Linked DNA regions of Homo sapiens: region 1 is linked to region 2. Evidence: chromatin loops called from intact Hi-C (ENCODE). Cell type or tissue: OCI-LY7. All regions are shown on one strand. Links, peaks and the distances in the headings refer to the core of each region. The heading gives the core; the rest is flanking DNA. Region 1 holds the start of RLN2 (relaxin 2). Region 2 overlaps INCR1 (interferon stimulated noncoding RNA 1).

The links. Peaks named below come from ENCODE experiments on the same cell type or tissue, not always from the same donor. Only the 100,000 strongest peaks of a DNase experiment are listed, where the experiment ranks them.
Region 1: it touches region 2 in a loop (2.7-fold over the local background); 3 of 110 quality-filtered maps call a loop at or near these places.

The regions. Positions count from the first base shown.
Region 1 is chr9:5,296,921-5,312,235 of GRCh38, reverse strand. RLN2 (relaxin 2) reads left to right here and starts at 7,520. Exons shown (of 2, transcript NM_134441.3): 1 at 7,520-7,866; 2 at 11,792-12,372. The coding sequence starts at 7,656. The coding sequence ends at 12,138. It also overlaps the pseudogene HMGN2P31. RefSeq lists an enhancer at 7,595-7,644. In OCI-LY7, for the core only: no CTCF peak of the experiment used is centred there; no DNase peak of the experiment used is centred there; H3K4me3 peaks cover 493 bases.
Region 2 is chr9:5,583,169-5,598,483 of GRCh38, reverse strand. All of the region lies in intron 1 of INCR1 (interferon stimulated noncoding RNA 1), which reads left to right. Among named protein-coding and RNA genes, the nearest start is that of RIC1, 38 kb to the left of the region's middle. RefSeq lists enhancers at 4,213-4,332, 8,392-8,581. In OCI-LY7, for the core only: CTCF peaks have their summits at 8,050 and 8,259 (motif pointing right); DNase peaks (open chromatin) are centred at 4,363, 8,273 and 11,933; H3K4me3 peaks cover 402 bases; H3K27ac peaks cover 1,662 bases.

The DNA of each region.
Region 1 (15,315 bases), core at 2,703-10,702, 280 kb after region 2:
AATTTGTTTTTCCATACCACAAGGCTTTGTGCCAAGGTGGCCATGTGTGTCAAAATCAGGGGATCCCTCCTCTTGGGAGCCAAGAGGAAGTCTCTCAAAACTAGAAGGGAAAGGTGTTTTCCCCACATCAATCCAGCTTCAGAGACATTCTATTAGTGACATATGCCCCTTCCCCCAAAAACAATGAAGTGTTCTGTGTGCTAACAACATAGCTTAAAAAAAAAGTAAAATAAAATTCTGTTCATGTCCTTCGCCCACTTTTTGATGGGGTTGTTTGTTTTTTTCTTGTAAATTTGTTTGAACGAGTTAGTGGGTGCAGCGCACCAGCATGGCACATGTATACATATGTAACTAACCTGCACAATGTGCACATGTACCCTAAAACTTAAGGTATAATAAAAAAAAAAGAAAAAAAATACTAAAAAAAAAAATTCTGCATTTTTATAAAACTTGATAAAAAAATCATATTTCAAACTCTACAGTCACCAGAAGTATACAGTTATCAAAAATGCACACACTTCACTTGGCATCTCCAGCACCTTCGGCTTTCTGTGCCTGGTCTGTTTTGGCGTCTCCATTTTCTGCAGGGTTATTCCCCTCCTTGCCAGCATCAGCTTTTCCCTTTTTCCCTATGGGTATCTTCTCTCCTGTCTTTGCATGGGCGTTTTTAGGCTTGAGCTCTGGCTTTGGAGGAGCAGGTTTAGTAGACAACCTCATGATCTTCTCTGTGGTTCATCCTTCATCGTGACTTTATCTCCTTTAACATCCCCTTCAGCCTTTCTCTTGGGCATGCTGGCAGTGGTGATGTACTTAAAAATTGTATTCTTGTATTAAGAATGTGTCCAATGAGAGCCCCGGCTGTTTTCCCTATCAGCTACATTAGTTCCAGTGAGGTTTATGTCCTTCCTCCCATCACATGTCTGCTCATGCACTCATATACATGCACACATACACATACCCCGCCCCCCACTCTCATCTTGTACATGTGAAATAAATTCTTCAAAATATCTTGGTTTTGACCTTCAGTTACTCCTGTTGTTGGTCCAATCTTCAGTTTTTCCTAATCTTAGAGATTTCACTTTGTTGCAAGTTATGGTATGTCAAGAAGCAATTATTTGAGTCAGGTGATGGCCTATCATCTTAGAGTGCATTTTTTTCTCCAGCCAGATGAGCTCATGGTGAATTCTTGGACTGAGATCTAGCTCTTGCTAGAACCACATTTGTTTCTGCAAGTAGGGCTTTCCAGAGCAAACACTCAGATCTAAATCAAGAAAGGAAGCCTATCAGAGAAGGAATAAGTGAAGGTAAAACAAAAATTTTTATTTTTCTTATTCTTAATTGATAAAACAGAACACTTTGTTCAAAATAATAGTTGAAACAATGTATTAGATTATGTATGCTTATATATATCTTAGTGTATGTTTCTGTTTAAGTGACATAAATGACAGCAATGATACAAGAAATGGAAGGGAGGAATTAGAATTACTTTTTATTATAAAACACTTGTACTCCAGTGAAGTAAGTTAGTGTTATTTGAAAGTGGGCTTGGATTAATTGTAAATGTATATTGCAAATTCTTGGGCAACCTCTAAAAATAGTTCAAAAAGAGTTATAACTGATATGTTCAGAAAGGAGAGAAAAGGTAATAATATTAAAGGTTCGATTGAAGCTATGCACTATGGGGAATGGGAGCCATGCACGATTGGGGGATCTGAAAGATCTGTCACCCTAGCGAGGAAGAGACTCTAAATGATAGGAATGGAACTTCAATGGAATGTTAGTTTTTTCCTAGGAAATAAGTATAGATCCTAAGTCCTTTGAAACTTGGCAGTTTGGGCAGGGGTGTAGGGGAGAGGTACAGGGAGGAAGGGTATGAAATTACTGAAAACAAAAAGTCCTACACACAAACACAGCTTCACACACAAGAATCTCGTGGTTTTGTTCTCTTTCTAGAGTGGAAAGAATGCAAGAGCTAAAGCAGCTAACCTGCTCTACCTAAAGACCAGAACTAAATAGGGTGCAAAAAATTGGTGGAGGGAGGAATTAGGCATGATTGCCCTGGGATAACCCCAAGCCCTCTCTAAAACCCTGCTTCCTTAGACCTTAGTCCAATACAGATATTCCTCCTGCTTCCTGCACCCTGCTCTCCCATCCACAATCCTGTGGATTCCTCTTTTACCCAACACAACTACTCCACTCCCCCTCCTCAAAGATGTGACTCACCTTAAGATTGGTGCTCCTGTGGCAGCCTGGATCTCCTCACTGTGTGTCACAGGGTCTTTAATTACAGGGGCTCTGCCTTTCCCTAGTTCTAGTAATCTGGGGACTCAGTTCATTTTATACTCTGTAGCCAGGGCCTTCTAGGTGCTCCCATGCTTCCACCCACAACCCCCAGGGAAGCTGCGCACACCTCATTATGAGATCTATAAATTTCCTTCAACCCAGATGTGTTGAGCAGCCACTGTGTGCTTGCCACTGCCCCCAAAGAGCTCACAGTCTAGCAGGAAAGACCTACAAGTAAGGAGTTGTGAGTGCTGTGATAAAAGGAACAGACTGTAGAGGAACTGGGATGGGCGGTGCTGAGTGTGTAAGAGATGGTTAGCAAAAGATCCATCATGTAGTTGATGCTTGATCTGCTTTTGAAAAGAAAATAAGCAAAGAAAGAGAGGCGGAGGAGGGACAGGGAAAGGCAAAGGGAGTGGCAAGGCCGATGGTCCAGGGCATGGAATGTAGGGGAACTGTCAGGGAGTGAGTAGGACTGAGGACTGGGTTGTGGAAGAGGGAAAGGAAAATGCTCCTGGAGAGAAGACAGGAAGAGGGGATCTTAAAGAACCTTGTAGAAGCCAGCTGTGAAGTTTAGACTACATGCTAGGGGTAATGGGAAATAGCTGAAGGGGTTACAAAAGGATCATGATTTCTGTATTAGAGAGACTAATTTTCTATCAACGCTGAGCAGAGAGTGAGAAGGGATGTGGGAAGAGGTAGCAAAGAGATCCTGAGAACCATAGAACACATTATATACAGTCTGAACTGGCTCCTCTGTCCCTCTAGGAACAAAGAAGAGGAGGAGATATGTTGTAGTAGTTGGTTGTTTTAATCACCTCCTATTCACCCTGTTGGAGTGGGAGGGATTCCTGCCTTAGGATTACGCACATGGCCAAACATATGACAAGTGATACTGGCCTAATGAGACTGACAGAAATTTATTAATTACATAGAATTACAGGATGGAGGATAAGGACACTAAATGCCATGCAGGGCCACGTGGGTGTTGCAGTTGGGAACAGACTGAATAAGAGGGGCCGTGTGAGGCAGGCTTTGCAGTATCAAAAGGGTAAGGTGACCCCTGGTTACCACGAAAGGATGTGACTGCCTTCTTTGAATAATTCCAGGGCTGGCAGAGAGCTGAAACTTGCTATTCAGGAATAAGCAGGAACTGTGTCTGGCTCTCTTGAGTGGAGGGTTTTTTGCAGGAGCAGAGTGAGGGAGGAAACTTGTGGTCAGGCCATGTGAGGCCATCCCAGTTTTACCAGATGTCAGGGCAGCACATAATGTTGGGATTAATTTTAGGCCTTATAGAACAGATCAACCCTTGATGCTTTGACATTAATTTTAACCTAAATTTAGATGGAAGAGCCGGGCTCTGGGGTCCCTTGTGATGTTCCATATGTGATTGTGGCAATGGCTGGATTGTATGGTCAGAGACTGGAGAACACACGTGAGAGCCAATGCCCAGCATAACAGTAAAACCACAAACCCCAATAAAAGCAAACAGTGACATCTTATTGTTTTGTTTTTGTTTTTGAATTTCTCTGAGGCCTGGGTGATGATTACTGGGACCACCAGACCTGGCCAGGGGTGATTCTTTCTGAACTTTCTTTCCATACATACGCTATTACTTGAGTAGAAGTAAGAAGTGAGGAAAAAACTAATGAAGTTATTTATCTTTCCTAATCTCTTAACCAAGGTATTTCCAGCAGTTTGCTGAGAAGAAGACTTTTTGAAGATCACGATGGCCCTTCATTTCTTGTTTGATTCTTCTGGATAAAGCAGCATGATAACCTGAAAGGAAAGCATAAACATCTGGAGCAGTTCCAAAGGCATCTGGGGAGAGTCAGCACTGGAGGCTTGAATAAAAGTGTTTACTTCTTCTTATTCTCCAAATCTCAATGAAATAATAATTTAAAAAAAAAACTAGAAAAAAAACAGATCCAATGTAGCACCGACTGTCATTGGGATCAGGTATGAGTTGCCTGTTGTTGACAGATCATGGGAAACAATAAGAATTTTGTAGAAAATACAAAACTAGGAAAAGAGATTAGTGGTAAAATATAAAAGAGCAGGGTTTTATATATTTTAAAAATAAGTTTCTCTTACAACTGTTGGCAAAGCCCTATAGACAAAGTTGGCGCTGGAAGATGGTGCAGGTAGAAGGCCACAAGCAAAGGAATTCAATATGGGGCTGTAGAAGCTCAGAGGCCACCTGTCATCTGGGACAAAGCTGAAAGGAGTGCTCTATGAAATGGAGATTCCAACACAGAAGGACGAGGGCAATGCCCAGGAAACTTACAACTTGGACAAGACAAAGATGCACCCCCAGATGCAGAAAGCAGCTCGGCAGAGCCCATCCTGACCCACATCCCTCATCCTGTCCTCCACAAAATCCGTGGAGGCAGGGCTTCTGGACCCAGAATCTGTATTCACTGCTTTTCAATATATGACTCCTCTTTCAGTGGTACAAAGATTTCCTGTGGTAAACCATCTAGTATAAACACTCAAATAATCACTTCAATCCTTAGACTATCTAATTCAAGTGCCACTAAAGTATGCCTAAAACTCTCATAGGAAACTGATGACTGTAAGTTTATTTCTTAATAAAAATGTATTTTGCACATATATATATATACACACACTATCTATCTATCATCTATCTATCTATCTATCTATCTATCTATCTATCTATCCTCTATCTATCTATCTATCATCTATCTATCACCTATCTATCATCTATCTATCTCAGGATAGAGTAAATAACAGAAAAACCTTAAAAAGTTACTTATAAGAGCCTGTGAGAAAAAGCATCCAACCCCATTTAGCCCCTCAATGTTGCCAGCAGGCTATTCCCACCCTCCCAGGCAGCTGTGTCTAAGCATATAGACCTTCCTCTTTATGCTCCACACCTCATGGTCCCAAGAGGGCTACTTCACCTCCCTTTCTATGTCTGCTTCAGGAAGGAAAGAAAGGAGAAATAAGGCTTAGGGCTAGAATCAGGAAATAAAGGCTTTCCCAGAAACCTCCACACTTGTGCTTAGGTTGTATTAGACAGAACTGTGTCACATAGACACTGCTACTTGTAAGAGACACTGGGAAACCATGTCTAGCACTTACAGCCTCGAATGTTCCTGCTGTCCTACATTCAAAGACATTACTCTGTACATATTAACCTTCACTATTCAGATGAACTACAACTGGAACTGGATCTAGGATATAGGGAAATGAAGGAAAGGGGGCGTTGGAATCCAGTAGACATGGGTTGGAACCCAAACTCCAGCAATTGACAGCTGTATGCATGGACATATTTATTGTTTCTCCTTAAAAAGATTTCCTTTTTATTTAAAGGACTTGAAATGCCTTTTAGTTGTGCCTGTAAAGACTGTGAATCTTGCATTTGCCTGTGATCCTTAGCAGTAGGGTAAGCCCACATCTGGCATATGTGCTGGCCAAAATTACCCTGAATAAGTGCATGACAACTCTCAATCTGTTTCTTCTTTCTGTAAAATGGGAAAGCGGGCATTGTACTGGACAGTTTTAAGGACTCTATAAAACCATGTAGGCAACATAAAAAATCAAAATATCCCTGGACACTTTGGGAGGCCAAGGTGGGTGCATCACCTGAGGTCAGGAGTTTCAGACCAGCCTGTCCAACATGGTGAAACCCAGTCTCTAATAAAAATACAAAAATTAGCCAGGTGTGGTGGTGCACACCTGTAATCCCAGCTACTTCAGAGGCTGAGGCAGGAGAATTGCTTGAACCTGGGAGGTGGAGGTTGCAGTGAGCTGAGATCACACCATTGCACTCCAGCCTGGCGACAAGAGCCAAATTCTGTTAAAAAAAAAAAAAAAAAACAAAAAACAAAAACAAAGAAATCCCTGGAAATTTACATTTTTAACGACCAATTACTTTGGAGTACAGCCTTGCACATGGATTGTTTTTACAAGGACTGTCAACCCACAAAAATGTTTTCAAACCTCAGTTTTGAGAGGCCTCTCTCAAACTGCGTGTTTTAATGAAAACTCATTTAAAAGCATTGATTGCATCTGACCATCTCATAGTCTTGGTCAGGTATTTTTTGAAGAATTACACATTGCTTGGCATTTGACCAATGCTAAGTGGGCCTACTGACATCACCAGCAATCTAGAAATTAGAATTATTTGATTCCATAGTTATGTTTGTAACTAAGAGATTGTTATTCTTTTATTTCAAAGCTACCCTAATGTCCTGCATGTCTCCAGTTTATCTGATGGAGCTGAACTAATCTGAGTATATTATGAACACAAGCAAGTAAGTTATTTTAAAAAATGAACCTACTTGTACTAAAAATTTACAGGTAGAAGGGTTGTCTACTAACCATATTACCTAGAACAGTGTGGATCTTTAGAAAGTTAAATTAAATGATGGTAAAAAATCACCTCTTACCAGGTGCAGCAAACACAAAATACAGTAAACAAACAAACATATCTTTGTGCTGTAATTTGTTACCAAAATATTCTTTGTGGGATTGTGGGATTTCCACTGCTTTTTTTTCTTCTCTCTCTCTCTCTCTCTCTCTCTGTGTGTGTGTGTGTGTGTGTGTGTGTGTGTGTGTGTGTGTGTGGTATGTTCTCCAGTCTCCAGAGATGTAGATTAGAATTTTAAATTAAAATGTTCAGATAACTAGTTACAATCAAATTTATCCCCAAGAGTGGAAGGAAAGTGCAATGGAGAAATTGTTTTGTAAATTAAAGACATTACTGCACAAGCCTAACATGATGTTACTGGGGATTTTAATGTTTTTACCTGCATTCAGATTAAAAGTCATCAGTTTTCCCTGTCATCAACAATTTATTTATTCATCCATTCTATTTTTATATTTTTATGGATTGATATACCCAACACTATACTAATTAACCCAATTTACAAGATAATCTATAATCTTATTTAGGTTAGAAGGGTTTTTTGGCAAATGTTCACTCTAGAAAACTGAGTTGTAAGAATATGGGTGATCTCAAATTTGTTTCTGTGTGTGTAAAAGGAAAGGCTTCATATCTAAAATGACTTTACCTCAGTATACTAAATTGTTTGAGGGTAATGAATGAGAAGAACACAACTGTAAAAGGGCCAAGGACAGAGGGATGGGCAAATGAAGGAAAGGCAGAGAGGGAGACCAAGAGCTGAGGGGGAAAATTCTGTGGAGGGGTGTGGGAAAGGGGTGGAGCTGGCACCCTTGCCTTAAAAGCTGAGTGATAGCCCAAGGGATACAAAAGACCGCTTGAGCCGGGTAGGGAAAGCAGCCTAAAGCCCGGGACAGGCACACAGGCCCAGGTGTGTAGGCCACAGCAGCTGCAGTCCTGAAAGGCTGCAACGTCCCGACCTCCAGGAGAGACCAGGCCCAGGATGCCTCGCCTGTTTTTTTTCCACCTGCTAGGAGTCTGTTTACTACTGAACCAATTTTCCAGAGCAGTCGCGGACTCATGGATGGAGGAAGTTATTAAATTATGCGGCCGCGAATTAGTTCGCGCGCAGATTGCCATTTGCGGCATGAGCACCTGGAGCAAAAGGTCTCTGAGCCAGGAAGATGCTCCTCAGACACCTAGACCAGTGGCAGGTGAGAGCTCCCGCCCCCTCCCGGCCTTCCCGCGCTTCCCATTGGTTACTCTGGGGCGGCCGCCCAATTGGAACGGCGGCCTGCACGTCCGACTCGAGATCTCATTGGCTGCCACCGCTCAGCCCCTACTCAGCCGTGGCTGGTCCCTAAAGTTTGGGCTTTTCCTTTGCCAGGTGATTTTATTCAAACAGTCTCACTGGGAATCTCACCGGACGGAGGGAAAGCACTGAGAACAGGAAGCTGCTTCACCCGAGAGTTCCTTGGTGCCCTTTCCGTAAGGCAGTCAGAGCGACGGGGTGGAAAGGGAGGGGAAGCCTCAGAGGAGGTGACGCCGCCCGGAGACCCGCAGGAGGCCGGGCGCACTCCTGCACCCCACAGGAAAGCCAGGCGGCCAGACAGCGGGCGTGCTGGTGGGGGCACCTGAACAGGGCTTCTCGGATAGAGAGGAGAGGGGACAAACACTGAGGCGGCGCGCTAGTTATCAAGCCTGTTTGCGCGCCTGTAGGACGGGGCAACACTCTGAGGTCTCTGTGAGGGTCCCGTGATGGGAAGACAGGAAGGGCCTTACACTTAATGACTCTCCTAGTCCAGAAGTTGGGCTGTGGCCTTTGCCATTGGAAACGTTCTTTAAAATAAACAAACAGAAAATCCCAAAGGAAAGAGTCTGACCTCCCGCTTCTTTGATCTGGGTATTGAAGTTCATTTGTGAGGCAGGGGATGGAAGAGAAAGGAAAGGCTTGAATGCCTTTAGGAGAAACTCAAGAGGACCAGAGACAAGGAAAGCAGGCCGTTCAGACCATCATAGCTGAAGACCCTACTGATGCTTTCAAGCATTTGGAAGCTGCAGTGGGTTTGCTTTAAAGGCAAGCTCTTAGAGTTGAGTACAGCTCAATCTGAAATGGCTTTTAAAAATATTTTAGTATTTATAAAGTAGCAGTGGAAACTCATGGAGGTATATACTAGTCTAAGAAGTGTAACGGGTCATATTAAATTCAGAGAAAGTAACCGCAGTTGCAAATACTAAGTGTTTTGTATTAGTATGACATGTAATTTATGATAAACCGCAACTAAATTTTATAGGCTATATGCATATACTATATATAAATGACTCTAACAGAAATACATTTACTTCTCTTTTATGAGATTTAAAGTATGCTTCTAAAGTTATTTACTTTTCTACATTGTTAGAGTTTGATTTATTTAATGGCAGTTTTTACATGACTTTTGTATAACATTAGTACAAAAATACCACAACGTCTAGGAATTTAGTGATAAAAAGTAGAGAAGACCGGATTGCATTGCATTTGCTTTATTATTCCACATTTTCTGACTATAAAAGTAGTAATGCTCATATTAAAGACAAATGTACATTAATGCAGCGTGAAAAATGAGAAGCACTCGTAGATATTAAGGACTTTGAAAAGTATATGTGAATTTTATGAGAAAATGAAATTATATTAAACAAGTAAGTGGAAAGAAATGTTAACATTTGGATAGGTATATGTATATATCTTTTGCATTTTCACTCACCATTATACTTTGAGCAGTTTCTCACATTGTTATTATCCCAAAACACAATTTGAAATTCCTGTGTAGTATTTTTTGTCATAAATCTGCCACATACACTTAAGGATTCTTTGGTGGATATTTAGTTTATTTCTAAATTGTTGCTGAAAATACTTCATTAAGCACATTTGTATATAGATATGGCTACATTTTTATTTCCTTTGAAGAGACATGAGATTACAAAGTATTTTTAAAGAATTTTCTTTATTGATGTGCAGTATAATTTAACTGAAAGTAACCTCAGAAAATATTGCCTGCAGGTGGAGATTAAGACAAATGTTTACCATTACTAGGTAGGAATCGTTTTGGAAGTACATGTCAGTAATTTGTGATTAATTTGAGTTTTCAGACTTCTACTGTTAGGTAGTTGCTATTTGCTTCCACATTATTACATTGTTAGCCATCCATTTCATCCTACAATATGTGCTAAAATCATATTCACTGCATCCCTTTTAAAAATAAGATACCCTTTAAACCAGAAGAGGCCTATTTTAGTGAGATTTACATCCAAAATAATAAGTGAATAAGGGTATTTGTATGAATTCAGACAGAATATTTTCTTTGAGCCTAGGTTCCATAGCTAAAGGTGTTATGGATTATGAAATATTTCAAAACAGGTTTAAAAATATAATTTTAATAAAAGTATAAAATACACAGCCTATGAACAAACCTAATACAAACTATAACTGTTTTGGCTGACTCATTTAACTGGCTTTAAGTATATAGAAAATTACCATCAGCTTCTTTCAGTATTTAATAAGGCCCCAACTACAGAAAGTTTAGGTTGGATCAAAGAGAGGTTTTTATGATGAAATTGAATTAAACTTAGGATGTCTTACTGAGGGGAAATGCCAAAACCTCTCATTTAACCAAAAACGATATAAATTCTCATCTGTCATTTCCAGTTTAGAACATGAATGAGGGAGAGTGTTGGGAGGAAGGATGAAATACTACAGTTTGTTTTTTTTTATTCCTCTGTCAAACTCCAATTGTTGAATTTTTTTGTTGGCTAGAAGGGGAACAACTGAATCTCTTGCCAGAAAACTCAGGAAATGATCAGCCCCAGAACCACCGCTGTCTAGGTGAAGGGTCGTGGTTTCCTCTGATCAGCAGGCATCAGTGGTTAACCAGGTGTCTGCCTCCCGCACTTAGATTTACTCCCCTCTTCTCTTTATTTTCATTATTTCAAGAGTAATGCCTTGTTAATGGAGAGTTTTCCTGTCCAGGAAGAAGAGCAGCAAGACCTGATATGGGTTTTCACTGTAATTTAAACATCATCGTGTTTCTAATTTCTTTGTGAAATAAAACTATTAAGTTGTATAATTAGGACAGTTAAGGTTAGGAGAGGGTTTAACTCACTGTAAGCTTTTTGAGAGCAAGAAACATTTAAATAAATTTATATCTTTTAACTGGCAGTGCCAGAGACATGGAAACAGGTAATGAATGTTCAACTGAGCTGAATGGGTGCAAAGATGGAGGAAGATGTCAGCTGGGTGTCCAGCAGGTTCCCAGCCCAAGTCCCAGCCTTCACATTTGGCCAGCCTGGGATGCTGTGTAAGAACAGGCTCCCTTCCTAGGAGACACACAGATCTTGCATAGTGCATGATCTGCAGCTTTGGAACAAATATCAAACAGAAAACATTAGTCAGTACACATACTCCACAGCAGATACAAATCTCTTCTTAAATCAGTGATTTTTGGTTAGTGTTCTTTTAACCCACTTCTCTCTTTCATATAAAATACTATTGTTTTGGAGTAAATACTCTGGGGAAGACAAATTGTTAAATAGATGGTTAAGGAACATCAGAGACTTCTTTCTCCTGCTGATTAGATCAGAGGTGTTGGAAATTCTGCCTCTTTAACTTTATCCTCCAGGAGTAACTTCCCACCATGAAATATTCAATAGCTTAAAGTAATATCTTTTTCAAGGGTTACTATTACAACTCATAATATCATAAATCATAGCAATGGAAGAAAATGACTTAACTAAGAAGAATCCAAGAAAATGACCACTAGCTGTGGTCAAACTGTTTTCAGTGACTTACATGACTTCAGAAAGATGACAGATTAATGTCAGGGAGAGTCAAAAGTACTATGATAAAAGCACTGAGGGGATCATGAAGAGAGACGAGAGAGGACCAATGGGGTAAAGCAGAGCCTTGGTAAAATTATGGTACTTTAAGGTGTCCAACTGTAAGTAAGCTAAGTGTTTAGATATTAGGATGCTTGCTTATTTTGTTTCAATGTTTAATTTATACTGAGGCAATGCTTTTTTGTCTATGCAAACATTCATAGTTTTTCTGAGTGCTCTTTGACATGAATATACCCTCACATACACCTTTTTTTTTAAATTTAACAGAAATTGTGCCATCCTTCATCAACAAAGATACAGAAACCATAAATATGATGTCAGAATTTGTTGCTAATTTGCCACAGGAGCTGAAGTTAACCCTGTCTGAGATGCAGCCAGCATTACCACAGCTACAACAACATGTACCTGTATTAAAAGATTCCAGTCTTCTCTTTGAAGAATTTAAGAAACTTATTCGCAATAGACAAAGTGAAGCCGCAGACAGCAGTCCTTCAGAATTAAAATACTTAGGCTTGGATACTCATTCTCGAAAAAAGAGACAACTCTACAGTGCATTGGCTAATAAATGTTGCCATGTTGGTTGTACCAAAAGATCTCTTGCTAGATTTTGCTGAGATGAAGCTAATTGTGCACATCTCGTATAATATTCACACATATTCTTAATGACATTTCACTGATGCTTCTATCAGGTCCCATCAATTCTTAGAATATCTAAGAATCTTTGTTAGATATTAGGTCCCATCAATTCTTAGAATATCTAAACATCTTTGTTGATGTTTAGATTTTTTTATTTGATGTGTAAGAAAATGTTCTTTGTGTGATTAAATGACACATTTTTTTGCTGAAAAGCCTTTTTGTCTTTTTATTAACAGCATGATTATGTTGTGTTATTCTTTTTAATGCTGTTAACTTAAAATTACAATAAAACCTCTACCGCTTTAACCATACGTAGTAACAATACAGTTGTTACAATACCTAACACCATATAGTAGTAACAATACCTAACACCAGTTACATGAAATGGACCAAAATGTTTTATTGATATTAACTCTTAGATTGGATATAGATAAAGCCATAAAACTTGACCTTTCCTAATAGATTACAAAAGGTTTTTGTGTCATATTGAAATACTCATTGCAAACAATCGGATTGGACACTAAACCAATGTAATTTAGTTAAGACCATATAAACTCAAACGCTTTTTTTTCCTTTTTAATTTCCTTTTTTTCTAGTATAGTCTGAAGGGAACTCAAGTACTTTTCAAGCTAGGGTTCTGTTCTCAGTTCCAGTGTCTAAGAAACTTAAAAGTAAATTATTTTTTAAGGATAAAAAGGAATAGACATAATATAGAACAGAACAAACAAGTCCATATCATATATTACAGAAGAAATAGTATAATGAAGGAACATAATTTATGTTCACTTCTTTAGAATTTGCAAACTATTTCTGTAAGCAAAATTACTGAAATAGTATGAACACTTGTTAGAAAAGTAAACTGACGTAGTTATCAACTTAGTATTTTACTGGTTCTGTCTATTTTTTTTCTTTTTTAAAAATTATACTTTAAGTTCTTGGTTACATGTGCAGAACGTGCAGGTTTGTTACATAGATATACATGTTCCATGGTGGTTTGCTTCACCCATCAACCCATCACCTACAGTAGGTATTTCTCCAATGCTATCCCTCCCCTAGCCCCCCACCCCCAAACAGGCCACGGTGTGTGATATTCCCCTCCCTGTGTCCATGTGTTCTCATTGTTCAACTCCCATTTATGAGTGAGAACATGTGGTGTTTGGTTTTCTGATCTTGTGATAGTTTGCTGAGAATGATGGTTTCCAGCTTCATCCATGACCCTGCAAAGGACATAAACTCATCCTTTTTTATGGCTGCATAGTATTCCATGGTGTATATGTGCCACGTTTTCTTAATCCAGTCTATCATTGATGGACATTTGGGTTGGTTCCAAGTCTTTGCTATTGTGAATAGTGACGCAATAAACACATGTGCAAATGTCTTTATTGTAGAATGATTTATAATCCTTTGGGCATATGCCCAGTAATGGGATTGCTGGGTCAAATGGTATTTCTAGTTCTAGATCCTGGAGGAATCACCACACTGTCTTCCACAGTGGTTGAACTAATTTACACTCCCACCAACAGTGTAAAAGCATTCCTACTTATCCACAGCCTCTCCAGCATCAGTTGTTTCCTGACATTTTAATGATCGCCATTCTAACTGGCATGAGATGGTATCTCATTGTGGTTTTGATTTGCATTTCTCTAATGACCTGTGATGATGAGTATTTTTTCATGTCTGTTGGCTGCATAAATGTCTTCTTTTGAGAAGTATCTGTTCATATCCTTTGCCCACTTTTTGATGGGGTTTTTTTTTTTGTGAAGTTGTTTAAGTTCTTGGTAGATTCTGGATATTAGGCCTTTGTCAGATGGACAGATTGCAAAAATTTTCTCCCATTCTGTATGTTGCCTGTTCACTCTGATGATAGTTTCATTTGCTGTCCAGAAGCTCTTTAGTTTAATGTGATCCCTTTTGTCAATTTTAGCTTTTGTTGCCATTGCTTTTGGTGTTTCAGTCATGAAGTCTTTGCCCATGCATATGTCCTGAATGGAATTGCCCAGGTTTTCTTCTAGGATTTTTATGGCCCTAGGTCTTACGTTTAAGTCTTTAATCCGTCTTGAGTTGATTTTTGTATAAGGTAAGGAAGGGGTCCAGTTTCAGTTTTCTCCATATGGCTAGCCAGTTTTCCAAACACCATTTATTAAATAGGGAATTCTTTCCCCATTGCTTGTTTTTGTCAGGTTTGTTGAAGATCAGATGGTTCTAGATGTGTGGTTTATTTCTGAGGCCTCCATTCTGTTCCATTCATCTATATATCTGTTTTGGTACCAGTACCATGTTGTTTTGGTTATTGTAGCCTTGTAGTATAGTTTGAAGTCAGATAGTGCGATGCCTCCAGTTTTGTCCTTGTTGCCCAGGATTGTCTTGGCTATGCGGGCTCTTTTTTGGTTCCATATGAAGTTTAAAGTAGTTTTTTCCAATTCTGTGAAGAAAGTCAATGGTAGCTTGATGGGGATAGCATTGAATGTATAAATTTCTTTGGGCAATATGGCCATTGTCATGATATTGATTCTTTGTATCCACGAGCATGGAATGCTTTTCCATTTGTTTGTATCCTCTCTTATATCCTTGAGCAGTGGTTTGTAGTTCTCTTTGAACAGGTACTTCACCTCCCTTGTAAGTTGTATTCCTAGGTATTTTATTTTCTTAGTAGCAATTGTGAATGGGAGTTTACTCATGATTTGGCTCTCTGTTTGTCTGTTATTGGTGTATACGAATGCTTGTGATTTTTGCACATTGATTTTGTATCCTGAGACGTTGCTGAAGTTGCTTATCAGCTTAAGGGGTTTTTGGGCTGAAACAATGGGGTTTTCTAAATATACAGTCACGTCATCTGCCAACAGAGACAATTTGACTTCCTCTCTTCCTGTTCGAATACCTGTACTGCTTTCTCTTGCCTGATTGCCCTGGCCAGAACTTCCAGTACTGTGTTAAATAGGAGTGATGAGTGAAGGCATCCTTGTCTTGTGCCAGTTTTCAAAGGGAATGCTTCCAGCTCTTGCCAATTCAGTATGATATTGGCTGTGGGTTTGTCATAAATAGCTCCTATTATTTTGAGATATGTTCTATCAATACCTGTTTATTGAGTTTTTAGCATGAAGTGGTGTTGAATTCTATTGAAGGCCTTTTCTGCATCTATTGAGATAATCGTGTGG
Region 2 (15,315 bases), core at 4,361-12,360:
AAAATAGTTCCTCATGGTGTTGCTAAGGGCATTAAGTGCCTGCCACATGTTAAGGGCCATATAAGCACTGACTCTTATTAGTAGTGCTCTTATCATTCTTTTGGCTTGTGGCTGTGCTCCATTATTAACATTAAAACACAGCCTGAGAGCTATCTCCTATTTCATCAGTAGTTTACCTTTTATGTAAGTGAGATCATCAGATCACTTCTTGATAGGAAATTAGGGCAGATAATTAGGGATATGTGATATCCCTTGATATGTGAAATGGGGCCTAAATGAAAGGGAGTTTCTGAAGATAACTTCACCCACTTCACAGTTTCATTCTGATATTCCTGTTCACATATACTTAAAACAGTGAGACCCACAAATATTTCCTGAACTGGATTCATTGTCCATAACCCCTCCACCATTCACCATCCTTTACCAACAAAACCAAACCCCATCTTCCTCTCACAAGCCCACATCACATTCAGGTGGATCAATTAACACATCTCAGAATTATCCTTGACTGGTCTCTTCCACATCATCCACATCAAATTTCTTATCAAGCCCTGTAGATTATTAATTCTTAATAGTTTTCATCTTCATTCCCATCCCTTTTTCTCTATCTCCTTTGAGATTGCCTTAACTCATACTCATATTTCTGTGGGCCATTGCAGAACTTTGGTTAGTCTTTCCCACTCTCTCTCCCTCCCCTCCCTCTCTTTCTCTCTTTGCTCTGCAAATATGTATTGAGTGGCTGTTATTTATCAGGCCTTGAACTGGCACAGGGATGCAAAAGTGAATAAGACAGAGGGATCCTAAAGCCAACTGCAACCTTAACGTAATCCTAATACTCAATTCATGAAATTTTTACTCCAAAGAGAATCAGGTATTAAACATACAGTTATACAAATAATTGGTTCAGGATAACAGGAATCTCTGTTTTCTGCTATAGTCTCTCCCTGAAACAGAGAGATTATTAGCTCAGGCTTTATGTCTGGGTGGTGAGGGCTTCCTAGTCTCAGAAATGCATTACAACCTTTGCTTTAGAAAGTCTCTGTGATGGTAAGAACTGGAGTTTGGAGGAGAAGACGAAAGGAAGTGGCCTGACCCTAACGGAAAGGAGAATGCCTGAGACTGTCCTGGATAGGGACTTGGGGGAACAGGTTTGCAGTAGGTTCTATAAGGCTTTGGGATGTTATCACACTTTTGCATAGTTTTCCAAAGACTATGACACTTGCAGTGGGAGAGGCATAGGTAGATGTCTGTGGTGGCCTGGCCTGAGTGCTCTGGCCCCCAAAGCAGTGGCAAGAATTCCTTGTGGAGGACCTGTGGTCAAAAGAGAGAACTTTGTGGGAGCATCTCTGCAGTCTGCCAAGGGCAGTAGGGCCTACCAAATTCCAAAGGACCAGCCCAATGACCTGAGGGACCAAAGACCAGGCCCTCCTCCCTTTTCATGGGGCTGTGTAAGCCCTAGGGCCCTAGTTGGCCTGCCACTGGGTGAGTGTGGTGGGGTGTAATAATTGCAGTTACCTCTGTGTAAGACAATAAAAAATGGTGGCTCCACATGAACCTTATTCCATAAGCTATTTCTATATGGTTAGTTAATTTCTATTCTTTTTCTTAAAAATAAACCAAAAAGGAGTTTTTTTAAAGTCACAAATTAGTTGTGTTATCATGTACATCACAAATTCCCTCTGGGACTCTGTTTCCTTATCTGTGAAATGTGGGGGATGATGTTGGATTTCTGTTCCAGCTCTACTATCCCAAGGTTTTATGTTGTCTCATCCAGAGAACAGAATAGTTAATACAATGACTTGAGAGTTTCTTTCTTTGCTTTAATCATGTTGATTACACTCCCAGCAAAGAAAATGAAAGCTGATGAGATCTATCTACATCACCAAGTATCAGAGTTTATATAATTCATGCTAATTTCTGTAAACTCTCCCTGTAGATGAAACATGCAGTTAGCAGTGAAGTTGAAGCAAGAAATGCTATATCAAGAGCACATGAACTGTCTTTGTTTGAGGCAGATCATGTGAAGTTGATACCGAGATGACTTTCTCACGTGTGACTGGTGACACTGGAAAGAGGAGGAAGGAAATTTTTTGACTTAAGAGACTCTTTATGCTAAATGAACAGGAAAACTCCCCTTCCTCCCTTGAGTAACATGAATCTTACTTGCCACCAGGCCTTTCCAGATGGGGAGTGAACAAGGCTTCATTGGCAAATAGCCAGCTTCTTCCATGGACCTAAGGGGGTTGTTAGAGAATATGCTTTATTGATGTGGCATTTAATTACAGAAGTAGGTATTTTGAGGGAGGAGGGTGAGTAGGAGGAATCAATGTAATTTTTCAACTGGAGAAATAGATTGCTGGATGAGACAGTCATGTGTATTAGAGGTATGGACTCTGGAGACAGACTGCTGTGCTCTTAGCCTGGCTTTGCTACTTACAAGCTCTGTGACTTCGGGCAAATTACTCTCTGTGCCTTATATGTAAACTGGGGACAATAATGGTATCTAGCTCATAGGAGGATTATGTTATAAAGATTAAATAAGTTAGTATTTATAAAGCACATAGAATAGTGCCTGACACATGGTAAGAACTTTACAAAAAGTGTTTGTTGTTGTTGCTGTTATTTTTACATGCCAAGGCACACATATTGACTCAAACTTAGATATTTAAATCAAACTTCAGAACTCAGCTTTAAAGCAGTTCCATACCATATGGTAATAAATTCATCTGCCCGTTATGTGGTTATCAGAGTTAGTTAGATCACTGCAGATTTCTTCTGAGAACCAGGTAAAGAGGTTAAGAAAGAGGAGCTATGTAAGAAGGAAAATGTTGTGGACAGCCAGAAGAAATGTCTTATAACTGGTATTGTAAGTAAGAAATTTTCCAGCCAAACTTTTTCAAAAAAATGATACTGAATTACTTGATAAATCATGTTCTGGGGTTTCTCTAACTTCTCCAGGTGGATTGGAGTAGGTGTGTGTCTATACACCACCAGTATCAAGTGCTTTCAGCTTTCCTCCAAGATGTAGAAACATCAAACAAGTGCATCAAAACTTTTCAATCTATTTTTAAAAATCTAGTCATGTGAGATTATGAAGTGTGAACTCTCATTCATTTAAAGTAATTACCAATTTTTACATATATCCTTAATTTTTATTTTGACATGTAAGATTTCTGGATTTTTTTACTTGTCTTGTTCCCCTGGTCCACAGAGTATAAGAGTATAGCTTGCATTTGGTTCACCTGGTGAATATATGAACACAGTTTTTCATGTGTTGATTTTCTCTAAGATTTGAAAAACTATAGCAAGATTATCTGTAAGATTGTGCCTAGTTGGTGACATTTGGAGGGATCCTTCTTTTTTGAACTCTTTTATGCTTTCTAAATTTTTCAAAAATGAACATGCATTTTAAACAATTGAAATCTGAAAAAAATTAATGTTTGCTATTTGGCTTATATTCTTTTTCTTTTTCTTTTGGTTTATTTTGGCTTATTTTCTTTAAAAAGGAAAATAAATTAACTAGCTTGACTGCCTTCCAGAAATAACCCAGGGAATAAATACATGAAGTCAGTATTTTTTTATTGCCTTAAAAAGAAAAATTTTGCAATTACCCAATTCAGTTTTTTTGTCCCCCCAACACAGGGTTTCACTCTGTTCCCCAGGCTGGAGTATAGTAGTGTGATCATGGCTCACTGCAGCCTCAACCACCCAGGCTCAAGCAATCTTCCCGCCTCAGCCTCCTGAGTAGCAGGGACTATAGGTGTGACCACCATGCCGGCTAATTTTTATCTTTTCAGAGATGAGGGTTTGTGTTGTCCAGGGTAGTCTTGAACCCTTGGGCTCAAGTGATCCTCCTGCCTCGGCCTCCCAAAGTTCTGGGATTACAAGCGTGAGTCACCATGCCTGGCCCCAAATCTTGACTCTAGCATAGGTCCTTGGGTGGTCATCAGTGTTAAATTTCATGATGTGTCAGAAAGACCTTATCTCTATTCTTTTCGAAAATGATTCCACATCACTCTGAGCAAGTCTGGTCCTAGATAAGTAGACAATCTCTTAGATGAAAAGATCCAAGATACTAGGCCCAAAGTGCTGTCAAACAGCTTCCCAGCTGTTTGCTATACTGGACCTGAGGCTATGGAGATCTAGGATTAAATTCTTCAAAGAGAAAAATGGAAATTTGGAAATTTGGATATCTTACCATACTCTGTTTTCTCTATGTGTGAATGTATTTAATTTAGGCTTTGCTTTTTCTCTCTGTGTGAATACGTTTAATTTATGTTTTGTTTTGAATGATATTTCATCCTGAAGTCACGTGATAACATGCAGTATTCAAGATTCTCAGTTCCCCTTACTGCAAAACCACAGTTGCATCTTCAGAAACTGACCTAAATGAGAACAAGGTGATGTAAGAAGACAAAACCTGGATTGAGGTTTTGCAAGATATTAGCAAGTTTCTCAGAGGAATCTCTTTTACAGTCCCAGAGTGAAATTCTGGATATTTTAGCCAAGAATTATTGGCCCCTTGCACTTCCTTATTTTACCAAGGCCCTTGACAGCTGAAAACTCCCTGCAAATCCAGTACCTACTACATTTCACACAGCATCCCACAGTCCCAGAGAGGTGCAAGTGGCTAAGTCTTGATCCCAACTCCTGGAAGCTTACAGTCTTGTCAGAGAGACAGTTACATGGCAACAACTGAGGAATTCTTGAAAAGCAGATCAGGGCTGGGCACTGTGGCTCATGCCTATAGTCCCAGCACTTTGGAAGGCTGAGGCAGAAGGATTGCTTGAGTCCAGGAGTTCGAGGCCAGCCTGGGCAATATAGTGAGACCTTGTCTCAAAAAAAGAAAAAAAGAAAAGCAATCAAATCAGCCCCATTGAAAAGATTGTATCAAGATTGCCTATCCATTTGGGTTTCCAAATTCAGCCTAAAACAAAAACTGTATCACTCTACCCACAATACTGCTGATACCAAACGTATTTTGTTTTTCCACACCAACAACCAGTTCTCCAGCTCTCCAGACACCAGCTGGATGTCCTTCAATTCAATTCACTCACTTCTGACCCTGTCTACCTGGGATCAGCATCAGACCCCACAGGTTAAGGGCTCTGTTCCACAAGACTTCTCCCACTTCAGATGTCAGTCACAAATGGTGAGTCCCAGGTTACTCACGCTTCTGTCAAACTTGGCTACAAGTTGGGCATTCCCAAGACCCCTTCCTTACATTCAATAATTTGCTATAATGGCTCATAGAACTCAGATGCTTTAACTTAACATTTACTGGTTTATTGTAAAGGATACAGATGAACAACCAGATGAACAAGTACACAGAGCAAGGTCCGGAAGGGCCGCCACTCCCCTTAGAGTTGGGGTGCATCACCCTCCTGGCATGTGAATGTGTTCACCAACCCAGAAGTTCTCCAAGCCTCGTACATAGTTTAGGGATTTTTATGGGTGAGCAAGAACTCAGAGTAAGAACTCACCACCGAGAGGATGGCACTAAGACATTCATGAGGGTTCTACTCCTATGATCCAAACACCTCCCACCCAGGCCCCACCTCAAACACGGGGGATTACATCTCAACGAGATTTGGAGGGGACAAACATCCAAACCATATCACCAGGCAACTGTTAGAATTGCAGAATATTGGGCCCCATCCAAGACCTACTGAATCAGTACCTGCATGTTAATGAGATCTCTAGGTGTATTATGTTGCACATCAAAGTGTGAGTAGCGCTGGTTTAGGTGACACCTGGTAAGAAGCAAAGGTTTGCTTTGAAGCATATTCCTTAGATATTGCTGAACACTATATTTCCCTTTATGCTTTCACAGATCTACTATCAGTTGTGCCTCAGTTATATTAACTATAATTCCCAGTTATGAAAAACAGAGACATGAGAAGAATTTAACTTGCCCATAACAACTGGCAAAATTAAAACGGAAGGAAGAGAATGCAGAATGCAGACTCCTCTGCTTCCCTTTCCTTTTCTCTCCATCTTTTTTTCTTACGACCCAGTCTCGCTTAACCTGAATCTCCACCTGGGAGTTGTAGCATTCCTAGGCTAGCTATCACTAAGGTTGGAAAAAGGAATGATCAAGAAGGCTTCAGCCTGGAGATAGTGACTGAAAATCACCCTGGGGCAGCTGGAAAATAAAAAGAAATAACCCTTAAAAAAGATGCTAGGAGGAAAGAAAGGTAATCCCATCTCTACCTGTCCTAGCTTCACTTTCATCTTTTCTGCTTTTTTTCTTTTGCCAATTCACTGTACCATTCGGTTATATAATGTATATATTGAGCACCTACTGTCTGTCAGGCACTGATACCTGCATTTTCCTAGTAACGACAGGGCTTTCTACACACTTTCTGATCTCCCTTGAGACCCTGGCCCTTCTCCAAAGCCCGTAAAAGCCACTGTCTTTCCTGTGTTAAATCTTCTCCCGCTGTGGCCTCAGGTGGCTCATTGGAACAGCAGGAACAGTTAAATCTGGAAGGCTTCAGGGTTTCTGTTATCTGCTCACTCCTCTACATGTGGGATTCTCTGATTCTTTTTCTCTAAAGGGGATATTAAGGGGGAAAATATCCAGGTTCAACTGGGGTTTTAGCACCTGTGGAAAATAATTATTGAACTTGACTGAGTGAAGGGCTGGCTGATTTTGGTGGATCCCTGAGGTCAGAGCTCAGTTGATTCCCTAAAAACCATTGAGTAATTTCCCTCAAAAGAAGATTAGGTTAAAGAGTAAGTTTGAGGTGCACAGAGGGAAACTTTGTGGGAGGGAAAACAGAAGAGAAATAACACCATTACCCCAATCTATTTCTGATAAATCAGCATAGAAAATCCATAATGTTGTAATTCTATTATCAATGGATGATAGAGAAGCATATTACCACAAAACAAGGATGATGAAGGAAAGATATAAAGGGGACATATAGTGATGTCTGTTTTGGCTTTTAAATCAAATTCCACAATAGGACTACATAAGAACCAATTTGAATGCTTACCACAAATTGGTATCTCTGCTTACATATTCTCTTTTTACCATTTTCCTACTGGTATCTGATTCTGTTAACAGTGTACCTACAGGGGCCAGGCACTTTGGGAGGCTGGGGCGAGTGGATCGCTTGAGCCCAGGAGTTTGAGACCAGCCTGGGCAACATGGTGAAACCCCATCTCTATTTCCTTAAAAATTGAAAAGTGAAAAGTAAAAATTAAAAAACAAATTTTAGAAAGTGTATGTACAGTGTCAGGGAAAGGGGAAATTTAAGGAAGAAACATGCAAATATTGAGGTTCTACTGTAGTGCCGTCAGAAGCAACTTTAATCTTTCAAATGTCACAAAGTTACATAGCAACCGTTGGAAAGAAATCTAATCTAGACCTCCAAGTTTCCCCTATTTCTTTAAATAAGGGAAAGTCTTCAGTAATTAAAGACCACTTTAAACCGGCCTGTGGGTTGCTTGAGTTAAAAAAAAAAAAAAAAAAAGAGGAAAGAAAGAATTTGTAGTTAATTGATAGGTGGACACCACATTGAGGGTCAAGTGGTTCAATGTACCTTAGAAGGAACCCATGGTAAGTCTTTGTAACTGAAAGTGAAGCAATGGGCCAGGTGTGGTGGCTCATGCTTGTAATCCCAGCACTTTGGGAGGCCGAGGCGGGCGGATCACCTGAAGTCAGGAGTTTGAGATCAGCCTGACTAACATGGTGAAACCCCGTCTCTACTAAATATACAAATTTAGCTGGGAGTGGTGGCACAAACCTGTAATTCCAGCTACTTGGGAGGCTGAGGCAGGAGAATGGCTTGAACCCGGGAGGCGGAGGTTGCAATGAGCCAAGATCGCGCCACTGCACTCCAGCCTGGGCGACAGAGTGAGACTTTGTCTCAAAAAAAAAAAAAAGAAAGAAAAAAAGTGAAGCAGTATAGTGTTTGTCAAAGCGTGATCTGTGCATTCGTGCCCATCCACAAACTGTTGTTCCTGGTCTGCAAAGGAACTGAGTGTAGAAACTTTAGAGCAATTTCACAGAATAATTTTAAGTCTATTGAATCTAATGGTTAAAAAGATTAAGTCTTCTATTTGTAATACCTTTACTTATTTAATTTTTCTGCTAAATTATTTTTATTATAGCTTTTAAAAGTATTGGTCTGTGAAGGATTGGAGGTTGAAAAAAACAAAGTAACAACAATTTTTTACCACAGTCCGTTTGAGAAGCACCCGTCTAGATTGTGCTTTCAGGTGGTTGCTTTCAGGGCTTTGTCATTGTGCAACACTAGGGGGCACCATCTGCATGGTTGTGTAACACAGCCGCCCTAATTTCTAATGACCAGTGCTAGATAAGAGGGCTGTGAATTATCCAACTGTAGACCACAGATGTGCCTTTATATGGACACATGATTTTGGATGGGTGGGGATATTTTGTAAACTTAAACTGTTGAGCCCAGATATGTAAAACAACTTGTGTTTGAAATGTCAGATTTGTATTATGTATTAACCTGGTAGGCAACTTTTTGATTCCTCAGGACAGAGAGATATCACCCCTTCTACTCCCACTGACCAAGAAAGTTTAGCTGGTTTTGCCAAGATTTGGCAGAAACTGCCTTTTACCATTTCATTTTCCTTTGTGGCAGTTTTGTAAGTGGAGAGGAAGTGTTTGAATCTGAGCCCCCTGCAGCTCCGGTTTGAGTTACAGCTTGAGGTCATTGTTCATTGATAGGCAATCACGTATGTTTGCTTAGAAACAGTAAGCATCTCTCCCAATACATTGTTCTTCTTAATTATGTTTTAATTAGGTGAATCTTAAAATACATTTTTCTTGGTGGTATGATGTAAAGAACTTTGGAGTTATGTAAGCCTGTATGTGGACCCCAGGACTGTTATAATACCTGGCTGTGTTACTTGGGAGATAGGACTCTCAGCTTTCATTTCTCATCAATAAAATGGGGATAATCCTGCCTATCTTGCCAAGGTGTTGTAAGGGGTTAAGTAAAATAATTCATGCAAAACACACCCCACATGGTACTTAGCATAGCACGCTTTCATATGTGTTAATTTCTTCTTCACTTTTATTTGGGCAATAGGCCCAAGAGAACTTAGGGGAAGGATGAATGATAAGTAAGTAAGGCAAGGAAAGGAATGAAAGAACATAGCCTTGGATTGGCAATCTGCAGTCCATTAAAGTCAGCTGGTTCAGGGCATTGTACCCCAGCATGTGAACTAATTTGCATTTTTAATGCCCATCGGCCTGATATCATGGGAATGTGCCCAGCCAATTTGGGAATATCATTCAAACCATCCACAAGGACCATGTATAGCAGAGGTGTCCAGATTTCACCAGCCTTCAGTGGGCCACACTTCTAATTAATGCCCAAATAACTTTCAGCTTCATCCCCTTATGTAACTGTGAGAAGATTAGTCTCTGACTTTTCCCAAAGAATTTCTGGAAATTCCCAGGAATTCTTACCATCTACTAATAGAGCCCCATTAAGAGTCCATCTTGTAATTCCCCAAAACAGAGAACAAGACTATCATTTAACAAAATTTTACTGAAAGAGATGTGGGAAAGAGATTTTACTGAAAGAAAATCATGAGAAGAAATAACAAGGCAGAAAAGAAAAATATAAAACTGGGCCCTGTAGAACATCCCCTACCTTTATCTCATAGGAGGACTATCTCCCCTTTATTCCCTGTCCCTCTACCTTGTGGTAGGGATCAATATTCCTACAGATAACAAGAGTCCATTGACCATGGCTCCCCTTCCCAGACCCCAAGGAAAACAGTCTCAGGGCTGCTCAGTAAATATTTGTTGAATTAATGAATGGTCTTAACCTTCCCATTCCAGATTAAGATCTTGGCTTTATATTTATATGATTGTTAAAATTTTTATTTAGATTTTTTCCCCTCAAACAATCAGTTTCAAATGTAAATTTTGAATCTCCCTTCTATTATACACTTAAAGATCTGTTAAGGGGTAAAAAAAATTTACCTTCCAGATAGGTAATTTTTTTAATTTGGCAACTTGGGAATAGTAGCTTTTCTCTGTCCTTGTACCCAACTTCTTAACTTTAACAATGAAGATTTTATGGGCCCAATGGCCCCAGCCTAAGCTGGTGCACCTTGTTACATAGGGCATTTACTGTTGAGAGCATATTTCTGAGAATCCCAAGATTTTCACTTTTGCATAAAGGCTGACTGAGTAGACTCTGTTATCCTATAATATAGCTTTTAAAACAAATTATTGTACTAGTAGCTAATTGCTCATTAAGATCTAGCTTTATGGGCTAGGCGCAGTGGCTCATGCCTATAATCCGAGCACTTTGGGAGGACGAGACAGGCGGATCACTTGAGGTCAAGAGTTTGAGACCAGCCTGGCCAACACTGTGAAACCCCATATCTACTAAAAATACAAAAATTAGCTGGGCTTGGTGGTGGGTGTCTTTATCCCAGCTACTTGGGAGGCTGAGGCAAGAAAATCGCTTGAGCCTGCAAGGTAGAGGTTGCAGTGAGCCAAGAGCGTGCCACTACACTCCAGCCTGGGCAACACAGTGAGACTCTGTCTCAAAAACAAAAAAAAAAAGATCTGGCTATATTGCTATATACTAACTGTGATAGGTTCTGTAGTTCCTCTCAATAACACTGCCAGGTAAGGTTCGTTATTTTATGTATGAGGAAACTAAGGTTCAAAGAGAACGACTTGTCTGTAGTCATGCAGCTGGTTAATGGCAGAGCTGGATTCAACTCAGGCAAGCTACCTATAGATCTCAGGGCAGGTAGGAAAGGGTTATATTAGACTCAAGTAGGAAGCTTTATGAAATTGCTCCCCACTTCCTGCTTCTCCATGATATTCTGATATGTACCCCAAATGGCTGTGAATCTTTGCAGAAGTCAGTGGTTGTTACTGACCGGAGAGTGAGGAATTATCTTCCATGTTTTGGGGGTGGTAAAAATTCTGAGAACCACCACCACATGTTACTTCTTCCATCTGCCTTCCGCTGCTTGAGGCTTCAAAATAAAGTTGTAAGAAATTCCAGCTCTTTGCCCTTACCAATATAGCCCAGGGTGACTCTTACTTAATTCTGTATATGAGTTCCAGAAAATATAGAACTCTATAGAAAAAAATGTATGGCACTTGGCTGAGATTTTCTGTTGACTTCCCTCCAGTCCTTATAAGATCACTTTTCCCTTACTTGATTGTTGTCCCCCATTGACCAAACCAGCAGGTTCTGGCCACTCCCCTCAGTGACTAAAGCTGTCAGCGTCATTACTAGGGTTAAGGCCCTGTCATGGGCTGCCCCAGCCACACACATATTCCAGCTGCTTTGCCTGTTTTAGTCATCCTGTGACATCTCTTCTTGTTATATAGGATATCATCTATGTAAAAGATGAGAGAGAGAGAGGGCTTCTGTGATCTGCAAACCCTTTGAAGACAAGGCTGATGTTTTACTATCTATCTTGGTGCCTAGTACAGTGCTTAGTACCAAATGAATGATAAAATACATGAGAAAGAACAGGATGGTCTCCTCATGATTGCACTTTCTCAGGATAGGCCTGGACCCTATCTCCATTTCCATAGAAATGGCCCTTTCCCCCAGGTTCTGGTACATGGCCCTGGTTGAGCTAATAAACAGCAACAAAAGAACTTAAAGTCTAAAAATGCTTTGAGGCCTGAAAGAAATTATCTCTGAAGGTGAAGTGTTGAGGTAGAAAGATGGAGAAATGGGGTAAGTGCATGTGCAGGGAAAGGGCAGGGACTTCCCAGCTCACCTCCTGTCATGTCCAGATGCAGCCACATACTTTGCTTACAGTGACTTGTCCTGTGTGGAGGCAATTCTTTGAGGCAAAACTATGCCTTAAAGCCTTAAAGCCCAGCCCAGAATTTCACATCAGCCCTTCTCTAGTCCTGACATTATTCACCAAATAAAAGGCAGATACTTGCTATGTTTTACAAGTTTCTTGTCTGTGTCATCAGCCTTGTTCCATCCTTAGATACAAAGAGGGTTGAAAACAGGATGTTTGAAAACAGGATGTTTGGGTTAAAAAACAGGGTTGAAGAAAAAAAGAATAATATTCAGAAAAGAATGTGGCAAGTGGACATAGTTCTTAAGGAACCCTACAAATGAGATTTGAAAACCTGGCTCATTTCATGATTCATTGACTCAAAGATTTTAAGGACATATTTCAGCTGGTAGAAAAAAGTTCACTTGAGGATAACATCTTGAGAGTCAAGTTGAAGATAAAAGACTCCTGTTTCTGGTATCTCTGTGAAACATAAACGAGGGTACCCTTTAGGACCAAGTACTTCATAGAAAGTTAGAGCTGGAAGGGGATTTACAAGCCATTTCATTTTAGTCTTCTCAGGAAACTGAGGCTCATAGGAGTTAAGTGTCTAGTTTGAAGAATTATGGGATCTTAGAGTAAGAAGATTTGTAATTCATCACCTAAGGGAAGAATACTTTCCAGAGTATCCTGAAAAATGGTAGCTCCAGGCTATGTAGATATATCCAGGAACCAGGAGGTTAACCTTTGATGAACAGCTCTAGTTGTTAGTGAATTCTTTCCATTTCTGGGCCAAATTCTTCTTCAATGTAACTTGCACCCATTGATCTTGGCTCTCATGTCTTCCCTTGATAATTCTTCTCCAGGAGAAATGCGCCCAGCTTCTTCCAATATTCCTAGTCTAGGGGTGGCTTCAAGCCCGATTGCCATCTTGGGTGCTTCCCTCTAGATCTACTCTCATTTATTCATGTCCCAATTAACAAGTCGGGCCCAGAATAGAACAAAATATTCTAGAGGTAGGCTGGCCTAGACATAGTAGGTTCCATAGGACTATTTGTTCCCAGTTCTGAACAGTGTCCTGTCAACACTGCTGAAGTTCTCCTTAGTGTTTTTGTTTTGTTTTGAGACAGGGTCTCACTTTGTTGCCTAGGCTGGAGTGCAGTGGTGAGGTCATGGCCCATTGCAGCTTTGATCTCCTTGGGCTCAGGTGATCCTCCTACCTAAGCCTCCCTAGTATCGGGACTACAAGTGTGCGCCATCACGCCCAGCTAATTTTTGTATTTTTTATAGAGACGCAGTTTCGCCATGTTGCCCAGGCTGGTCTCAAACTCCTGGGCTCAAGTGATCCACCTGCCTTGGCCTCTTAATGGGCTGGGATTATAGGCATGAACCACCATGCCCAACCTCCTTAGTTTTTAAGCAATTGGATTTCAATTCAACCTGCATTTGTACTTAGGGCACATTTGTAGTTTATGAGTATGATACTGTTTAAATTCTTTTCTATTAAATCCCCAGAACTTTTTCATATTAACTGCTAATAAACTGCTCTTCCATCTTAGGTGTGTGGATCAAAAGCAGGACCTTTCATTCTACCTCTTTGGTTTTGACCTCGTGATTCAACCTGGGACTTAATTTTTTTATTTTTTATTTTTATTTTTTGAGGCAGGGCGTCATGCTGTTGTACAGGCTGGAGTGCAGTGGTACAATCTTGGCTCACTGCAGCCTCAACCTCCCGGGCTCAAGCGATCCTCCCACCTCAGCCTCCCAATTAGCAGGGATCACAGGCACACACTACCACACCTGGCTAATCTTTGTATTTTTTGTAGAGATGGAGTTTTGCTATGTTGCCCAGGCTGGTATTGAACTCCTGACCTCAAGTGATCTGCCCGCCTCGGCCTCCTAAAATGCTGAGATTACAGGTGTGAGCCACTGTGGCAACCTGGGATTTTGAAATAGAAACTCTTCTATCCAACTGACTCTCTCTCCCTACTTTATTAATCATCATATATTATAAGCTCATCTTCTATGTTTTCATCCAAGTTACCCATAAGACAGAGGGAAAAAGACAATTTTTTAGTAGTTGCTTTGTCAACCTAACCTCTTCTCTCAACCATATTCACTTACTCACAAGGATATAAATGTACATCTTGTTGTGTGCTGTGATTAAAAATCAATATATTCTATGTCTATGGCAACTCCATGAGCTACCAAACTTGTAACTCCCTAAGCTACCAAACTGGTAACTTTTTTTTTTTCTTTTTGAGACAGGGTCTCATTCTGTTTCCTAGGCTAGAGTGTGGTGGTGTATTCACAACTTACTGCAGCCTCAACCTCCTGGGCTCAGTCGATCCTCCCACCTCAGCCTCCCCAGTAGCTGGGACTGCAGGCGTGCACCATCACACCTGGGTAATTTTTGTATTTTTTGTAGAGATAGGGTTTTGCCATGTTGCCCAGGCTGGTCTTGAACTCCTGAGCTCAAGCCATCTGCCTGCCTCAGCCTCCCAAAGTGCTAGGATTACAAGTGTAAGCCACCATGCCCAGCCCAAACTGGTAACTTTACTGAAAAAGAAATGGGATAAATTAGGCAAGTTACTTAACTTCTATAAGCCCAAGTTTCCTCATCCATAAAATGTGAATATTTGTTCTACTCCCTTTACCAGGTGGTAGTGAGGCTCAACTAGTATAACAAGACATTTGAAAATGCTTTGTAAACTTAAAAAAATTTTTTTTTGAGATGGAGTCTTGCTCTGTCGCCCAGGCTGGAGTGCAGTGGCGTGATCTCAGCTCACTGGAAGTTCCTCCTCCCAGGCTCAAGCAATTCCCCTGCGTCAGCCTCCCAAGTAACTGGTGGGCACTCATCACCACGCCCGGCTAATTTTTGTATTTTTAGTAGAGACGGGGTTTCACCATGTTGGCCAGGCTGGTCTCTAACTCCTGACCTCAAGTGATCTGCCAGCCTCGGCCTCCCAAATTGCATTTTTCTTTCCCTCCCTGCTCTCTTGGGCTACTCCTGTCCATGGGGAGCTCCCACCCACCCTGAATTCCTTTGGGTCTTATGGTCTGGTCCCACTTATCAGTCACTTGATTGCATGTAGCTTTGGTTTTTGTGGTGTATTTCTCCAGCTCACTATACATTCCTCAAACTCAAGGTAGAGCATATCTAATACATACTTTGTATTTCTCACAAGTACACAGTGCTGACTGGGGGTTTCAGAGTCCTAAGACAGAGTCTGAAACACCCTGGGGACTAGATGAGCTGCCTTTATGCCACACAGCCTTGAAAGGGAGGGGACTGTGTCAGGGTAGTCCAGTGAATCACCCTGTCTCATTGATGAGTGTAAGAAAGTAGAGGCTCTGGTCAACCTGGACTTAAACTTTCCATTGTGCTTCTCAGGGGATACAGCTGTAGCCTGCCAGACTGGCATTTTCCCTAACAGCTTTCAAATGTCACATTCCACTATAACATACTCACACACAGAAGCTGTTCTTTCTTTGTCTTCATTTTGAGAACACTCAGAAAAGTTTTTATATTTTGGAAAGACCCCTTTC